Linked DNA regions of Homo sapiens: region 2 is linked to region 1. Evidence: read pairs that join two places in POLR2A ChIA-PET (ENCODE). Cell type or tissue: K562. All regions are shown on one strand. Links, peaks and the distances in the headings refer to the core of each region. The heading gives the core; the rest is flanking DNA.

Region 1 (5,366 bases), core at 187-5,186:
CCCAGCCCCAGTTTAGCCCAGGCTCCTTCAGGGCGGCAGTGGGGCCAGGAACTGGGCCCTCTCCCTCAGCTAAAAATAGCAGGCCTCAGGCTTTGTGGAAAGCCCCTGGGGCGGAGGAGGAAGGAGCAGGCCAGGAGCTGGGGCTGCAAGGAGGGAGGCCTTGCAGGAAGTGCCCGGGTGCCCAGGCCGCCCCAGCAAAGGCTCCTGGTCAGCCGCTCAGCCCCCTGGAAAGTCCCAGGCAGTGCTGACCTGAGTGGAGGGTGAGGGTGGCTGACCTGAGTGGAGACAGGGACCAGGAGGGTGAGGGTGGATGACCTGAGTGGAGACAGGGACCAGGAGGGTGAGGGTGGATGACCTGAGTGGAGACAGGGACCAGGAGGGTGAGGGTGGCTGACCTGAGTGGAGGCCGGGACCAGGAGGGTGAGGTTGGATGACCTGAGTGGAGACAGGGACCAGGAGGGTGAGGGTGGATGACCTGAGTGGAGACGGGGAGCAGGAGGGTGAGGGTGGCTCACCTGAGTGGAGGCCGGGACCAGGAGGGTGAAGGCGGCTGGAGCCTGTCACATTCCAGGTGGGCTTCCCCTTCCACCAGCTGATGTCCTTCTGGGCCTGGGTGGTCTCCCACCATGGATACCAGGAGGGCAGGATGAAGGCAGTTCTCCCTACCTCAGTCATTCTCTGCATCTGGTGATGACCTGATCTCCCCACCTTCCCCCTTTACCATCCCTAACGGGAATCATTCATTCGGCGGACGTATGTCACGGGCCTGCTGGGCTGGACGAAGCACTGGCCGGTCCCATCCTTGCCCTCAGGGTATTTGCTGTGAGCAAGTAGGGATTTAACCCAAAGAGGGGTTTTATTTTATTTTATTTTTATTATTTATTTATTTATTTGAGACGGAATCTCGCTCTGTCGCCCAGACTGGTGTGCAGTGGCGCCATCTCGGCTCACTGCAAGCTCCGCCTCCCGGTTTCAAGCCATTCTCCTGCCTCAGCCTCCCAAGTAGCTGGGACTACAGGCGCCCCTCACCATGCCCGGGTAATTTTTGTATGTTTAGTAGACACGGGGTTTCACCATGTTGGCCAGGATGGTCTCAAACTCCTGACCTCAGGTGATCCACCCACCTCGGCCTCCAAAAGTGCTGGGATTACAGGCATGAGCCACTGAGCCTGGCCTATTTTATGTTTTAATTTTATTTATTTATTTATTTTGAGACAGAGTTTGTTCTGTTGCCCAGGCTGGAGTGCAGTGGCGCGATCTCCGCTCACTGCAACCTCTGCCTCCTGGGTTCAAGCAATCCTCCTGCTTCAGCCTCCCGAGTAGCTGAGATTACAGACTCGTGCCACCAACTCCTGACCTCAGGTGATTCTCCCACCTCAGCCTCCCAAAGTGTTGGGATTACAGCCATGAGCCAATATGCCTGGCCTAATTTTTGTATTTTTGGTAGAGACGGGGTTTCACCATGTTGGCCATGGTTGCCCAGGCTGGTCTCAAACTCCTGACGTCAGGTGATCCACCCACCTTGGCCTCCCAAAGTGCTGGGATTACAAGTGTGAGCCACCACACCCAGCCTAATTTTTGTATTTTTAGTAAAGACAGGGTTTTACCATGTTGGTCAGGCTAGTCTCGAACTCCTGACCTCAGGTGATCTGCCCACCTCAGCCTCCCAAAGTGCTGGGATTATAGAAATGAGTCACTGCGCCCGGCCAAGAAGGGTTTTGCAGGAAGCAAACACCAGCAGCTGCCATCCTGGAGGGGAGGTGGATCAGGAGCTGAGACCAGAGAGATGGGTAGGAATTCACCCTGTGAATTAGGCTGTGGAGTTGGGGCTGACCCTGGGAGAGGCCCTAGTGCTGAAGGAATAAGAACAGAGGCCAGAGTGGCTGGGACCTTAGGGACCAGGAGGAATGAGGCTAGGGATGGGGAGTGGGGAGATGGGTAGGGCTTTGCAAACTGGTGCAAGGAGTTGGAAAGGAAGCCAATTTTTTTTTTTTTTTTTTTTTTTGAGACGGAGTCTCGCTCTGTCACCAGGCTGGAGTGCAGGGGCGCCATCTCGGCTCACTGCAACCTCTGTCTCCCTCGTTTAAGTGCTTCTCCTGCCTCAGCCTCCTGAGTGGCTGGGAATACAGGCGTGTGCCACCACGCCCGGGTAATTTTTGTATTTTTTTTTTTTTTTTTTTTGAGATGTAGTCTCGCCCTGTCACCCAGGCTGGAATGCAGTGGCGCGATCTCGGCTTACCACAACCTCCACCTCCAGGGTTCAAATGATTCTCCTGCCTCAGCCTCCCCAGTAGCTAGGATTACAGGCACACGCCACCACACCCAGCTAATTTTTATATCTTTAGTAGAGACGGGATTTCAGCATGTTGGTCAGGCTGGTCTTGAACTCCTGACCTTGTGATCCGCCCACCTCGGCCTCCCAAAGTTCTGAGATTACAGGTGTGAGCTACCGTGCCCGGCCTAATTTTCGTATTTTTAGTAGAGATGGGGTTTCACCATGTTGGCCAGGCTGGTCTCAATCTCTTGACCTCGTGATCCGCCCACCTCAGCCTCCCAAAGTGCTGGGATTACAGGCGTGCGCCACCGTGCCCGGCTGAAAGGAAGCCACTTCTAAGAAGCTCCTGAAAATTTCTCAGCTAAACATTTCTCAGCTCCTGTCTGCATGTCAGCGAGGTAATGGGTGGTAAATGCTGGTGGGAAGGCTGGAGAGCAGGGAACAGCTTAACATACAAACCATCCAGAGACTAAGTCCGGAGTGCTTGGGAAAGACCACGGCGTGCAGCGGGTGGGGACTGAGTGGATAGACGTCTCCGTTTGCCAGGTGTGGACTCCCCAGGACCGGGTGCAGCAGAACGTCCAGACATGGGTTTTGGGTGGCCCCCATCTTCCTGGCTTGATTTTCCCTACAATGGGCAGTGGTTTAGGTGCTGGCAAGGCTGAAGTTCTCAGAAGGGTGCCACAAAAGGAGGGACATTTGAAGACTTCCCACATTTTCGAGAGAGTGACTAAGAGTGGACCACAAAATCTGAACTGGATAAGAAGGAAGCCAAAGAAAGGGGAAGGCCGCCTGTTTTGGAGAAAGGAGGGTTGTCCTGGAGCGAAGCGCTTGGTGAGGTGTAACAGCCGGGGAGGGGGGCAGTTGCACCACAGAGGGGGAAACTGCAAGTAGTCATTTCAGAGTGCGTGGGTTTTGGTGACAGCTGGCTCCAAGGTGTGAGTGAGCATGGGTGCCTGAAGTAGGGGGAAGTGGAGGGGCCACATGACATCTCCCCAGGTGAGTTCAGTTTCAAGGAGGGCTGAAGCAGGCGTCTCCAGGCTATGTGAGGTCTTCCCCATTACGACCATCCACCCACGGCTGCATCACTGCTGACGGCCGCGGTCGCTGCCACCTCATTTACCGCAGTCACCGTTGGCATCTTCTGTGGTGCCTCCAGCCCATCGTCACCTCCCCATTGGCATCACCAGGACCCACTGTCCTGGCACCGCTGCCATCCACCCATTCACCCAGTGGGTGAGTGTCTGTTCAGAAGATCCTCCAGGCGAGCAGTCGTGTTGAGCTCTGGTCACTGCAGCAAGCAGCACAGGCAAGGTCCTTGCTCTTAGGGATGCAGTCATGGGGTGACCAAAACATATAAAGAGATTCAGGCCGGGTGCGGTGGCTCACGCCTGTAATCCCAGCACTTTGGGAGGCCGAGGCGGGCGGATCACGAGGTCAGGAGATCGAGACCATCCTGGCTAACACGGTGAAACCCCATCTCTACTAAAAATACAAAAAATTAGCCGGGCGTGGTGGCGGGCGCCTGTAGTCCCAGCTACTCGGGAGGCTGAGGCAGGAGAATTGCTTGAACCCGGGAGGAGGAGGTTGCAGTGAGCCCAGATCGCGCCACTGCACTCCAGCCTGGGCGACAGAGAGAGACTCCGTCTCAAAGAAAAAAAAAAAAAGAGATTCAGGAAAGGAGACGTAGCGTGACTCAGCATCCCGCGCCCAGGTATTTACCCAGAAGAGATGAAACACGTCCGCAGGAAGACTCGCCTCAAACCTTTGTAGCAGCAGCGTTCGCAAAGCTGAGAAAACCAAGTATCCATCAGCTGGCGAGTGGATAAGCGAACAGTGGCTCATCCCTACGGTGGGAAGACAAGGCCGCCGCTACGGGGTGAATCCCAAAAACAGGATGCTAAGTGAGAGAAGCCACACACAAAAGACCACGTGCTTAGGGCCTCCTTTACGTGAAATCCTAGCAAAGGCCAAACTATCCTTACAGAAAGCAGATGCGTGGTCGGTCGGCGGGGCAGGGGACCCGGCGGCAGCGGAGGTGGCAGATGCGTGGTCGGTCGGCGGGGCAGGGGACCCGGCGGCAGCGGAGGTGGCAGATGCGTGGTTGGTTGGCGGGGCAGGGGACCCGGCGGCAGCGGAGGTGGTTTCCTGCTTTCCCTTTGTCCAGGCTCTTCAAGTAGGATGCTTAAAATTGGTAAATATCGTTGTATGTAAAATTATGCTTCAATAAAACTCAATTTTTATTTTTATTTTATTTATTTTTATTTTTATTTTTATTTTTGAGACGGAGTCTCGCTCTGCCGCCCAGGCTGGAGTGCAGTGGCGCGATCTCGACTCACCGCAAGCTCTGCCTCCCGGGTTCCCGCCATTCTCCTGCCTCAGCCTCCCTAGTAGCTGGGACTACAGGCGCCCACCACCACGCCCGGCTAATTTTTTGTATTTTTAGTAGAGACGGGGTTTCACCATGTTAGCCAGGATGGTCTCGACCTCCTGACCTTGTGATCCGCCTGCCTCGGCCTCCCAAAGTGCTGGGATGACAGGCGTGAGCCACCGCGCCCGGCAAAACTCAATTTTTAAAAACATGTAAAGATTTTGAGTCGAACCTCAAAAAACACAACGGGAGAGGTGGCGGAGGAAGGAGACGGCGTCCCTGGCAGAGGTGTCATCTGGAGCACCTCACTTCGGGGCAAGCATTCCTGTTGTTTGGATGCGGGGAGCAGAAATCCTGGGTCAAATGGTGACTGTGCCCACGATCCCCTCTGGTAATTTTAACTCCTAGGGAAACAGAGGCAAATTGACACTCAAGGTCTGTGTTGAGGTCATTCTTTTTTTTTTTTTTTTTTTTTGAGACGGAGCCTTGCTCTGCCACCCAGGCTGGAGTGCAGTGGTGTGATCTCGGCTCACTGCAAGCTCCGCCTCCCGGGTTCAAGCAATTCTCCTGCCTCAGCCTCCTGAGTAGCTGGGATTACAGGTGCGCGGCACCACACCGGCTAATTTTTTTTTGTATTTATAGTTGAGACGGGGGTTTCACCATGTTGGGCAGGCTGGTCTCGAACTCCTGACCTCAGGTGATCCACCCACTTCGGCCTCC
Region 2 (5,366 bases), core at 300-5,299, 190 kb before region 1:
GGGATCATACCATGAGATAAATGCTCACACCTGTGAGAATGCAAGCCACACCCAGCTCTCGTGCCCACCAACTCCTGCTCTGGCCCACCCCCTGGAGCCCTGGGGTCAGCAAGCCCAAGATGCACCCCCTTCCATGGGGACCTCAGCCAGAGGGCGACCCAGCAGCCAGAATCCGCAAGTGGCTGGCCCAGGCATGAGACCACCTGCCCCTCCCCCAACCCCCAACCAAGGCAGGAGAGACAACAGACCCAGCCTGTCCTGCTGCCTAAATTCATGTGGACAGCCCCTGCCCCCGGCCTCCAGTGCCTCCCTGTTTGGGCTGGGCATCTCCCCAGCCACGCCTTCCCCGGCAACTCCCACAGACACAGACAGCCTGGGGAGGCCACAGTGGCAGTCCCATGGCCAGCACACATCCCCTATTCTGGACTCCTCACCCCCACTGCAACCCCCTCTAGGCCAATGGGGTGGAGAGCTTGGAAGATACCTTGGGTGGCAACACAGCCTCATGGTCTGTGTGAGGAGGGGACAGAGTGGGTACCTGTGAGAAGTCCCTCCCCCAAGTGCCAGGGTGGGGGGCTAGTGAGGGGCCCGAGCTGAAGCAAGTCCCAGCCCAGAGGCTGGAAATGCCCAGGAGAAGGATCAGAAGGGGACATGAAAGAGGCTTCCACTGAGGGCACCGGGTTCCAATAGCGGCTCCTCGGCAGCGGTGGGTGGGGTCTCCTTACAGGGCCTCTCCCAGGGCCCAGCCCAGGGATCTATCTCCCCTCTACCCGCCAAAGGCTGAACAGCCCCAGGGCCTGGGTGCTCCATCCCTGGCACCAGCTGCACACCCCTCCCGCTCCTGGCCCTGTCTGCCTTCTTCCCTGAGGCTCCAAGGGAAGTCTCCACCCTCCTCCTGCTGAGTCAGGCCTTAGATCCTGGTGAGAAGTTCTAGCAGCCCTGCCTGGCACTGGCCACAGCTCCCCTCCCGTCCCCCATGCCCAGGACCCAGCTTGTCCCTAGAGTGAACTGAGCGAGGTGTTGAACTCTCCCCAGCAGGCAGCCCAGGGGCAGAGTCAGAGAAAATGGGGGCTGAGAGCGGCTATGGTGCACCCCTCTCCCAGCACCAGCACAGACACACATACACACCCAGCCACACACCAGACGAAGAGCACATTTCACCCCAGCAAGGTCCTGCTGGGGCAGGCAAGGAGGGCACATGTGAAGACCTTAGCCCCCCACCACTCCGCCCCCACCTCTCAGCAGGAAAAGCACCCCAGAAAACCCAACCGCTCCACTTACGTTCTACAAAACCTACATAAAATTTAAGGATACAATGGAGTGGTTTTGTTGTAGTCACAAGGCTGGAAACCATCTCCACTGTCTTATTTTAGAGCATTCTGTCTGTTGCAGTCAAATGCTCTACCTCGGAGCTATGCTCCTTGTTGGTTTGCTGTAGAGACTCCTATGATTCTCAGGCTGGTCTTGAACACCTGGCCTCCCAAAGTGCTGGAGTTATAGACATGAGCTACCACACCTGGCCTTTATTTATTTATTTATTTATTTATTTAGAGAGGGGTCTTGCTATGTTGCCTAGGCTGCCGGAGTGCAGGGGCTATTCACAGAAACGATCTCAGCGCCTGCAGCCTCGAAAAGTGACCCTCCCTGTCTCGCTGGAACTGCAGGCGTGCGCCCCCACACCCATCTTTAATTTTAGAGCTTTTCATTACCCTCAAGAGAAACCCATTACTCCCTATTCTTTCCTGCCCCCTGCCCCTGATAAACACTAAACTGCTTTTGGTCTCTGTGGATTTGCAGTGTCTGGCCTGGATATTTCTTGTAAGTGGGATAATATACTATATGTGGCCTTTCGTGTCTGGCTTGGTTCACCCTGCACACTTTCAAGGTTCGCCCATGCGGTGGCCTGTCAGCGTTCCATTCCTTTTGTGGCTGAGTAACATCCCCTCCTTGTATGAATATATCACATTTTATTTATTCAGCGACTGATGGACACTGATGGTTTTTACTTTTCGGCTATCATGAATAATGATAGTGTTATTGATAATGATAATGAATAATGAATAATGTTGCTATGAACATTTGTGTACAATGTTTTGTGTAGATGTGTTTTTATTAAAATTACAAAAATGCGTATCTCTAATAACAAAGTCTGAACAATATGTTAAGTACCTGGAACCCATGCTAGAACAGCTGCCCTGGAAAGGGGGGTCCAGAGCTGCAAACCTCCAATCCCAAACAGGCCCCCTCAAAACTAAGGCCCTACAGGGACTGGCTCAACCCTCCATCCAGCCCACCCACCACTTCTGTCCCAGGCCAGGTGGGGAGCCCCAGGAGCCAGCTCCAGGCGTGCAGAAGGCGCAGGGTCTCACCTACGTTCTTTTTTTTTTTTTTTTTTTTTTTTTTGAGACAGAGTCTCGCTCTGTCGCCCAAGCTGGAGTGCAGTGGTGCAATCCCGGCTCACTGCAACCTCCGCCTCCCGGGTTCAAGCGATTCTCCTGCCTCAGCCTCCCGAGGAGCTAGGACTACAGGCGCCCGCTACCACGTCTAGCTAATTTTTGTATTAAGTAGAGACGGGGTTTCACCATGTTGGCCAGGCTGGTCTCGAACTCCTGATCTCAAGTGATCCACCAGCCTCGGCCTCCCAAAGTGCTGGGATCACAGGCGTGAGCCACCGCGCCCGGCCAGGTTCATTCTTGCTGAGACTGCTCTGGCCCGCTCCCGCTCCCCGCAACTCCTGTTCCCCGGGACCCCACCCCATCCTCCCCGACCCTGCTCCCTCTCCCACAACCCCCGTCCCGTCCCCCACGACCCCGCCCCGTCCCCCACGACCCCCGTCCCGTCTCCCACGACCCCCGTCCCGTCCCCCACGACCCCGCCCCGTCCCCCACGACCCCCGTCCCGTCCCCCACGACCCCCGCCCCGTCCCCCACGACCCCCGCCCCGTCCCCCACGACCCCCGTCCCGTCCCCCACGACCCCCGCCCCGTCCCCCACGACCCCCGTCCCGTCCCCCACGACCCCGCCCCGTCCCCCACGACCCCCGTCCCGTCTCCCACGACCCCGCCCGCCAGCGCGAGAAAACAGGAAGTGGCGGCGCTGGAAGCGCAGGAAGCGGCGGCGGGCGCGACGCTTATCTCGGGCCGCAGCCCGGACCCCTGGCCTCAAGCCGGGCAGGACCTGCTCACCTGGTGGGGAGCCCCGGCCGCCTCTTCCCCTGACCGCAGCGGCCAAAATCGGGCCGGGCCAGGCGGGGAGGCTGCGAGGAAGCCCGTGTCGGGACCTCCCGACGGGAGCGAGGCCGGAAGGCGACCCGGGAACCCGCGTCCAGCCCCAGGGCTGCCCACCTCCCCAGCGCACGCGGCTCTGCCCTGCGCCCAGAGGCCTGACCTCCTCATTTCCCCCAAAACAAGGACTCACTTCCCCCAGCAGGTGCGACCTCCCGCTGGCTCTTCCGGATTTTAATGGGGAGGGGAAGAGCGGGGAGGGAGCGATGGTTGTTTCTGTGTTTACGGAGCTGCGTCTTTTCCTGGGGAGGGGGCAGGATGGGGGCTGTCGCTGGGCCCCCCCTAGGGTCCTGAAGGCACTGGCAGAGACAATGGGCCCCAGCACCTGACATCCCCCCACCAGTGAGTATGTGTTTCCTGGAGTTGGGGGGACTTGGTTCCGAGTCAGCCACAGCTGGAGCAGGGGGGCCTCCCTGCACACCTGCAGGGCTCAGAGCCCACGCAAGGCCGGGCACCTCCCAGGTCTGGGCGCAGCTGTTTCCTCTGAGGACCACTCACACTGCCCCCCAGCCATCTCCAGCCGCGGTGTGACGGTCTGTCCCGTCCGCTCACAGGGCCTGGGTATGGCAGGCACTCAGAAAACATCCATCTTCCCCACCACCTCCCTCTGGTCAGCTTCGGCAAAACTCCCAGGCTGGGGTGGGGGCCGGTGGCGGTGGTGGGGGAAGGTGCTTTGGGAGACCCTGAGAGGCTGCGCGCCCCACCGCTGAAGGGGTGGAGGTGGGCTGGGGAGAGAGAGGAGCTTGGGGGCAGGGGTGGGGAACACACAGGAGGCAAAGTCGGGATTAACTTTTGGTTTTGCAAATCCAGACACTAGTCAGCCAGTTGCCCGAGTTCCAGATGTTCTTTCAAAGACTCCCAGTCTGGGGAGGCCTCGGGACCCAGGTCCCCTTCAAAGCCTGCCCGGCCCCCTCCTCCCAGTGCGGCACATGGAGGGGCCTGGCTCCTGGGCTGTGGGAAGTTGCACAACCCCAGCCAGCGCCCTGCAGGCTCCATCTGTTACCCTGGCACAGCCCCCACCTCCCTGGAGCAGCCAAGCCCTGAAAAGGCATGAGGGTGGGACGGGACAGTACTGTGTGCAGCCCCAACCCAGAAACAGTATTTTACGAAGAACCAGGCTCAGGCCACCTGCCCTGGGCCTCTGCAGGGAAGGCACCACCAGTCGGTCTAGAGACATACAGGGCCAGTCCATGGGATCTGCCCTCAGTGGTTCCGTGGCCAATGGCTCTGTCCCTATCAGCCGTGGGCCCAGTGAGTCTCTTTCCATCTCTGGGTTGGTTCTGGTCAGTTCCAGCTAACAAACATTTGTTGAGCAGCTCGTGTGCTGGCCTGGGCCAGGTGCTGGTGTATCATGCTGAGGGAGACATGCCTCTATCCTCATGGAGCTACAGAAGAGCTACGGTCCCAGTGCTGAGCCCAAAGAGGACCTGAGCCTCTCAGGTCTGAGCAGGCACCTGCGGCTTCTCTCCTAGTCTCTGTGGCTCTCGGTAGCTCTGGGCCGCTTCGTGTAGCTCCACACATGCCCCTAGACCTAGTCTGGTTGGGCTGTCCCCACCCTGGACAAGTGAACTTTGTCCCAGAAGCCCAAAGCCCACCTTGCTCCCATTCTGCATGAGGGAGAGGAGCCATGGGCCAGGATGCAGGACTTCTCACCCACCCACGTGGTCGTGGTCCAGGACTAGGCACCGACATGTGTCCCCAAAATCCTGAGGCCTCTGTTCCTCCTCCTGCCCCCAAGAGGCTGTGGTTTGTTTGAACCTTTCTCAGTCAGGGTAGAGGGAGCTGTTTCTGTTGCCCACCCACATCCCCAGCCTCTGACTGCTCTCAACAGCAGAACGGGAGCATTGCGGGTGGGCAGGAGCCAAGGGGCCGCCCAGGAGGTCATGCATGGACAGGAGAGGAGTGCCCTCCCCATGGCCCAGGGGTTGGGGCAGGTCCAAGTGCAAAAGTCAGCTGCCCCTGGGGCAATGTGACAGTGGGAGCCTTCATGGAGGGCCTGTCCCCATCCTGTCCCTGAGCCCAGCCCAGAACCCTGGACTCTCTCCAGGCCCCAACTCAGCTGCCTCCCAGCCATGCTCGGCTG

The links. Peaks named below come from ENCODE experiments on the same cell type or tissue, not always from the same donor. Only the 100,000 strongest peaks of a DNase experiment are listed, where the experiment ranks them.
Region 2: POLR2A ChIA-PET joins it to region 1 with 5 read pairs; 6 of 35 experiments call an interaction of 5 or more read pairs at or near these places.

What each region holds. Positions count from the first base shown.
Region 1 is chr20:63,848,879-63,854,244 of GRCh38, reverse strand. No RefSeq gene overlaps it. Among named protein-coding and RNA genes, the nearest start is that of ABHD16B, 9.9 kb to the left of the region's middle. RefSeq lists enhancers at 1-745, 2,920-3,019, 3,100-3,259. In K562, for the core only: no CTCF peak of the experiment used is centred there; no DNase peak of the experiment used is centred there.
Region 2 is chr20:64,040,446-64,045,811 of GRCh38, reverse strand. No RefSeq gene overlaps it. Among named protein-coding and RNA genes, the nearest start is that of SOX18, 6.5 kb to the left of the region's middle. RefSeq lists an enhancer at 1-294 and silencers at 3,139-3,238, 3,259-3,318. In K562, for the core only: no CTCF peak of the experiment used is centred there; DNase peaks (open chromatin) are centred at 372 and 3,161; H3K4me3 peaks cover 930 bases.